2 separate regions of the Homo sapiens genome follow, and region 2 is linked to region 1. Evidence: read pairs that join two places in POLR2A ChIA-PET (ENCODE). Cell type or tissue: Caco-2. All regions are shown on one strand. Each heading gives the region's core, and the rest is flanking DNA. Links, peaks and the distances in the headings are about the cores only.

What was found. Peaks named below come from ENCODE experiments on the same cell type or tissue, not always from the same donor. Only the 100,000 strongest peaks of a DNase experiment are listed, where the experiment ranks them.
Region 2: POLR2A ChIA-PET joins it to region 1 with 11 read pairs; 5 of 35 experiments call an interaction of 5 or more read pairs at or near these places.

Annotation. Positions count from the first base shown.
Region 1 is chr2:32,062,182-32,065,094 of GRCh38, reverse strand. SPAST (spastin) reads right to left here and starts at 1,539. Exons shown (of 17, transcript NM_014946.4): 1 at 849-1,539. The coding sequence starts at 1,263. RefSeq lists silencers at 676-805, 836-1,255, 1,316-1,455 and enhancers at 827-1,627, 1,676-1,745. In Caco-2, for the core only: a CTCF peak has its summit at 1,534 (motif pointing left); DNase peaks (open chromatin) are centred at 704, 1,164, 1,544 and 2,434; H3K4me3 peaks cover 2,407 bases.
Region 2 is chr2:31,835,409-31,838,321 of GRCh38, reverse strand. No RefSeq gene overlaps it. Among named protein-coding and RNA genes, the nearest start is that of LINC01946, 33 kb to the right of the region's middle. In Caco-2, for the core only: CTCF peaks have their summits at 676 and 881; no DNase peak of the experiment used is centred there.

The sequences.
Region 1 (2,913 bases), core at 280-2,779:
TGAGCCGAGACTGCACCATTGCACTCCAGCTTGGGCGACAGGGCGAGATTCCGTCTCAAAAAAAAAAAAAAGTTAGCTTAAAAGAAACCCGAAAGATGTAGTATCCTTGCTTTCATTCAGAAACATACATAGTTGTTTTAGGTTTTACTGTAAAGTGGTATGTTTAAGTTTACGCAATCCATTCATCAAACATTTCAACTTGGAAATTAAAGGCTACTTTGGAATACTGTTTTAATTAAAATCAAAGCAACAGGGGGAAAAGTTTTATGCTAAATATAACTTCATTGAAAAAGTATTCAGGAATCGTTGTACTGATAAAATGATTATCTTGATTAAAATGATGCAAATTCAACTGCAGTCATATGCAGCTATTTCTTTCAAAATTGTCACCATTTGTTCTTTTTTTCTGACACTACAATACTCTGCTTTCATTAAAAGCCAGTAAGGCGGCACTGCTTCTTCAATATCAAAACCTTTTGGAAACCTTGGTTCAGAGGAAGCTGCACACTCTTCACAGTGCTAGAAAGGATCAGTGTGGTCACTCTAGGACAAATGTCACTGTCATCAACACGTCTGGGTGTCTCATAGTGACCTGGGTCATGCAGAAGTGTGGGGGAAGGCTGGTGTCTGAAACAAAGTCGACAGCTACAGTGCCCTGAAAGGGGAGAGGTTTTAAGAATACTAGAAGATGAGGCTCCGACCTACGGGAAAGCAGTCTCCCGGGGCATATCAATTCCGGGGGTGCACCGTCCCCTCCCGCAGAAAAGGGACGCAGGTGTTGCCCTCCCCCGGCGACCCCACCGCCTTCTTCCCGGCGCCGCCGCCCCCTCCCCCAGCCCCCTAGTTACCTTTCTCATCCTCATCGATGCGCAGGGCAATGGAGATGTACTCGAAGGCCTGTTTGTGGAAGACTCGGACGCGCTCGGCCTCGCCGCCCGGCACCGGCGCCGGGGCCGAGGCCGAGGCAGGTGCTGGCGCGGCCCCGGAGCTCCTCTTGGCTGCCATGAGGGCGCGGGAGAAGCGCTGGCAGAGCCACACGAAGAGGAGCCCCAGGTGGAAGGCGACCAAACGCAGCAGCGCGAAGCCTACAAACAGCGGGTAGGAGAAATAGTACAGGTTCCGCTTATGCGGCGACTCGGGCGGAGGGGCCGGCCCGGCGGCGGGAGGGGCGGGGGCCAGGCAAGGGGGCGGAGGCCTGGGAGGCACCGGGTTGCTGGCGCCGCCGGAGCCTTTCTTCTTCCCTCGTCCACCCGGAGAATTCATTCACAGCTCTCACTGCCGCCGCCGCCATAACCCGCCTCCCGCAGACCGACGGGAACCAAGCGACGGCGGCAGCCACTGCTACGGCGGGGGCCACAGACCCCCGTGTGCCCGCCGGTCTCAGGAGCTCCGCACTGCCGCACGCTGCCCGCCGGCCCCGCCCCTTTCTCCTTCCTCGGCCAGGAGCACAACCCCTTCTCCTCCTGCAGTCGGTGGCTCGGGCCCCTCCCTTCCTGTCGCTGTCCTCTCCGCCGCCTGGTGGCTCCCAGCGGCGGCCGCGCACGCGCACGTCTTCCCGTGTTTTTCTCCGGCGCGCGCGCGCACGGCGCGTCTTTGTTGACCGGGGCCCCTGTACGCGTGTGCGGCCCCCGCCTCTCGGCTTTCCCACTCAACTACAGTTCCCAATGTGCAGTTCGGCTCACGTCGGCAGCCCTGGAGAGCTCCTGCCAGGAAGCCTTCGTAATCGATCCACGGAAGGGGGAATTGCGGCTTGGGGTCGCTCTGCTGGTTCGCTAGGCTCCTCTCTCAGTGTCGTCGTTTTCTTAGATTTCTTTCATCTTTTTCTGCCAGGCGACCTAAGTCTTCTCCGAAGGATAATTGGCCCATCTCAGAAGCAATGGATATCAATCTGGGAATTAAATTAGCCGGGCGTGGGGGCGCGCGCCTGTAGTCCCAGCTGGTTGGAAGGCTAAGGCCGGAGAATCGCTTGAACTCGGGAGGCAGAGGCTGCAAGTGAGCTGAGATCGCGCCACTGCACTCCAGCCTGGGCGACAGAGCGAGACTCCGTCTCCAGAAAAAATAAAATAAAAATTTAAAATCTGGGAATTATTTGAGAGGAAAGCAATTGTGAAGATAAGAAACTTCAGGTCACTGCAAACAACAGCAACAAAAATGTTAGCTCAGTGTGATGAGATCAACTAACCCAGGGGTTTAACTAAATTAGTGCATATTTAGATGTCTAATATGAAAGATAATTTATTTGAATAAGGGAAATCTTAGGTTTTGCATAGTTACCATCCCATAGTTTACTGAAGAATCTACACTTTTTTTTTAATCTACTCAGCATCCCTTCCTTTGGGAAACTACCTGCTTGTCTCTGCTCCCTGTATTCTAATGAGCTGCAAGCACAGAACCCAGACCGCAAAGGCGGAAGCAAACACTAGGTCAGTCAGATTCTCCTGGGACCTGGAATCTTGGCTGGAGACCCACCGAATAGAAAGTAACTGGAAACGAGTGCTCTTAAGAGCGGGTTTATCAATGCATCACATTGAGCTCCCCCAGAGCTGCTGGGTTCCTGACTGGTCACTTGGTTATGTAATCTATCCAATACACTAATCAGTCTGTTTCTCTGTTTCTCTCTTCCTCTCTCCTTTCCCCCTTCCTTCCTTTCGTCTTTTCCTCTCTCTCCCTCTCTCTCTATCTCCACGTCTTTTTTCTCTTCTCTTTCTCTTTTTACTTGAGTTAGCCATAATTATTTCTTGTTTCCTAAAACTAAGGAAGCCAAACTGATAAAAAGACTCCGTTATTTACAATGTGAGGTTTCCAAATGCCCCATGAGAGCTTCCAGCTTCCAAGAATCTCCACATTCTGCCACAGCTTTATTTTTTTATTTTTTGGACAGGGTTTCACTCCATTGCCCAGGCTGGAGTGCAG
Region 2 (2,913 bases), core at 213-2,712, 230 kb after region 1:
GACCTCAAATGATCCACCTGCCTTGGCCTCCCAAAGTGCTGGGATTACAGGCGTGAGCCACTGCACCTGGGCAGATTTGTCATCTTTTCTACCTGAATGCTTACCTTCAGTCTTGAAGGAAGTGTGTGCAAATGTCCTCCAAGTGAATAGAAATAAACTAACCTATTTCATAACACAGTCCTACTTGATTCCTTTACAAATAGTGATTCAGAGCTTCGGCTCCAGAGTCAAGCTGATCTGGATTTGAATTCCATCTTTTGCAGTAATAAAATTTGACTTAACTTTTTAAGCTTCTTTTCCCTTGTTTGTGAAGTAGAGATGATGATAAAACATTGTTCATAGTTGAAGAAGGTAAATGAGATGATACATTTAAAGTGCTTAGCATGATACTTAACATGCTAACCTGTTAAGTTTTCAATAAATTTTTACTATTATTAAACTATAATAGCCATTCTTTAAAGAAAAAGGGGGCTGGGTGTGGTGGCTCATGCCTGTAATACCGACTTTTTGGGAGGCCGAGGTGGGTGGATCACCTGAGGTCAGGAGTTCAAGACTGGCCTGACCAACATGGAAAAACCTCATCTCTACCAAAAATACAAAGTTAGCTGGGCGTGGTGGCGCATGCCTGTAATCCCAGCTACTCAGGAGGCTGAGGCAGGAGAATTGCTTGAACCCGGGAGGTGGAGGTTGCGATGAGCCAAGATTGCACCATTGCACTCCAGCCTGGGCAACAAAAGTGAAACTCTGTCTCAAAAAAAAAAAAAAAAAAAAAAAAAAAAAAAAAAAGGGGGAGGGAGGAAAGGAAAAGAAAATCAGTGAATACACTAGGTGTCAGCGTTGTGCTTCAAATCGTGAAGTGCACAAAATGCCTACTCTGATTTTATTTAGAAGGTGTCCAAGTTGAACTGGCTTAGAATAGAAAGATACTTAAGCAGATCTGGGAAAGTCAGAATTCTAAAACTGCAAAAGGATATAACAATGTGCTGGCTTAGGACAGCATACACTGATGATCTTTTAAAGCTCGCAATCTATTAAAAATAAGAGCTGCCTACCCCACTGGTCTACAGCCATCTCCATAGACTCAGCATGGAAATTAAGACTAATCTCACCTTTGTCTAGGATGCCAGCATTTTTCTCATATCTATAATCTAAGTCTTGGAGTCATTTTCTAGGAAGAATTGTGTTTGAATCCTGTCTTTACTACTTATTAGCTGTGTAGATGATGATAATATTTGTTTTACCTACTCCATACGGTCATCAGAATGACTTCTGAAAAATGTGTATTTTGAAAAGCGGCTTACTAAAATGTAAAATATTATTATTCTGTACAGTTGGCAAACAACACAGGTAGAGAGAGGAAGATTTTTCCCAGAATTCTTGAGTTGCTCTGAAGCCTCAATTTTTTGAAAAGATAATTTGCTCTTAAATGAAACTTAGAATGAACTGATTGAGCTTGTTTAAATACTGGTTATGACCCAATCCCAAAATGGGATTAATCCACAGTGTAGTAACACAATCCTATGTATTTCTTTTTTCTTTCTTTTTTTTTTTTTTTTTTTTTTTTTGAGACAGAGTCTCTATAGCCTAGGATGGAGTGTAGTGGTGCGATCTTGGCTCACTGTAACCTCTGCCTCCCAGATTCAAGGAATTCTCGTGTCACAGCCTCCCAAGTAGCTAGGATTACAGTTGTATGCCACCATGCCCAGCTAATTTTTCTATTTTTTTTTTTAGTAGAGACAGGGTTTCATCATGTTGGCCAGGCTAGTCTTGAACTCCTGGCCTCAAGTGATCCACCCGCCTTGACCTCCCAAAGTGCTGAGATTACAGGCGTGAACCACTGTGCCCAGCCAATCCTATGTATTTCATAGTATACAGTGATAATCTTAGAGTGAATATGAAAAAAAGCCTCTAAACTTCCTTAACACAGACTATCAATCATTTAATAGCTGAATATTTGGTGTGAGTGGGATAATACTTGATATAGCATTCTTTGGGTATAGACCTTAAGTTTTTCATAGGTTTTCTCATGATTTTGCATGTGAACTAAACTGTTATATCTCTATCACATTCATTGAGAATCCATTATGTACTAGACATTTGAAAAGGAGAGTAAAAACTGGTTTAGAATAACTAGTCTGGAATAATTTCAACAGGTTCTTTGAGGGTTTAATTACAAAGGTTTGATTGCAGGCCGACTCAAGAAATTGAAAGGGGAGTTTTAACAATTTTAAAGTTTTACTTCAGTGACATAAGCAATAGTAAAGTTGACAATCCTTAATCCAAAAATTGAAATGCTCCAAAATCTGAAAAGTGTTTGAGCAAAGACGTGACACCACAAGTAGGAAATTCCACACCAGACCTCATGTGACAGGTCACAGTCAAAAAGCAGTCTAAACTTTGTTTCATGCACAAAATTATTAAGAATATTATATAAAATTACCTTCAGGTTATATGTATTAGGTATATATAAAACATGAATGAATTTTATGTTTAGTCTTGGATCCCATCCCCAGGATATCTCATTATGTCTATGCAAATATTCCATAATCTGAAAGAAATTCAAAATTTGAAACATGTCTGGTCCCAAACATTTCAGATAAAGGATATTCAACCTTTAGACGCAGCTCTATAAATGCCTACTGAGAGTATCAGAAAGATAGTGTTAACTTGCATGGTCTATTTTTGGGTTGCACTTATGAAAATCTCTTGGGCAAGGACAAAACCAGACCTTTATAGGCAACTAAGACTTACCTTCATACATGTAGAGATAGATATACATACATGTGTATAATAATAACTATTATAATATAATTGTATAATATAACTACTATAATAACTATAATAACTATTATTGCTAATGTTAGTGGCAGTAGTAGATATAAATGATGATGTAGACACCATAACATAAAAAGA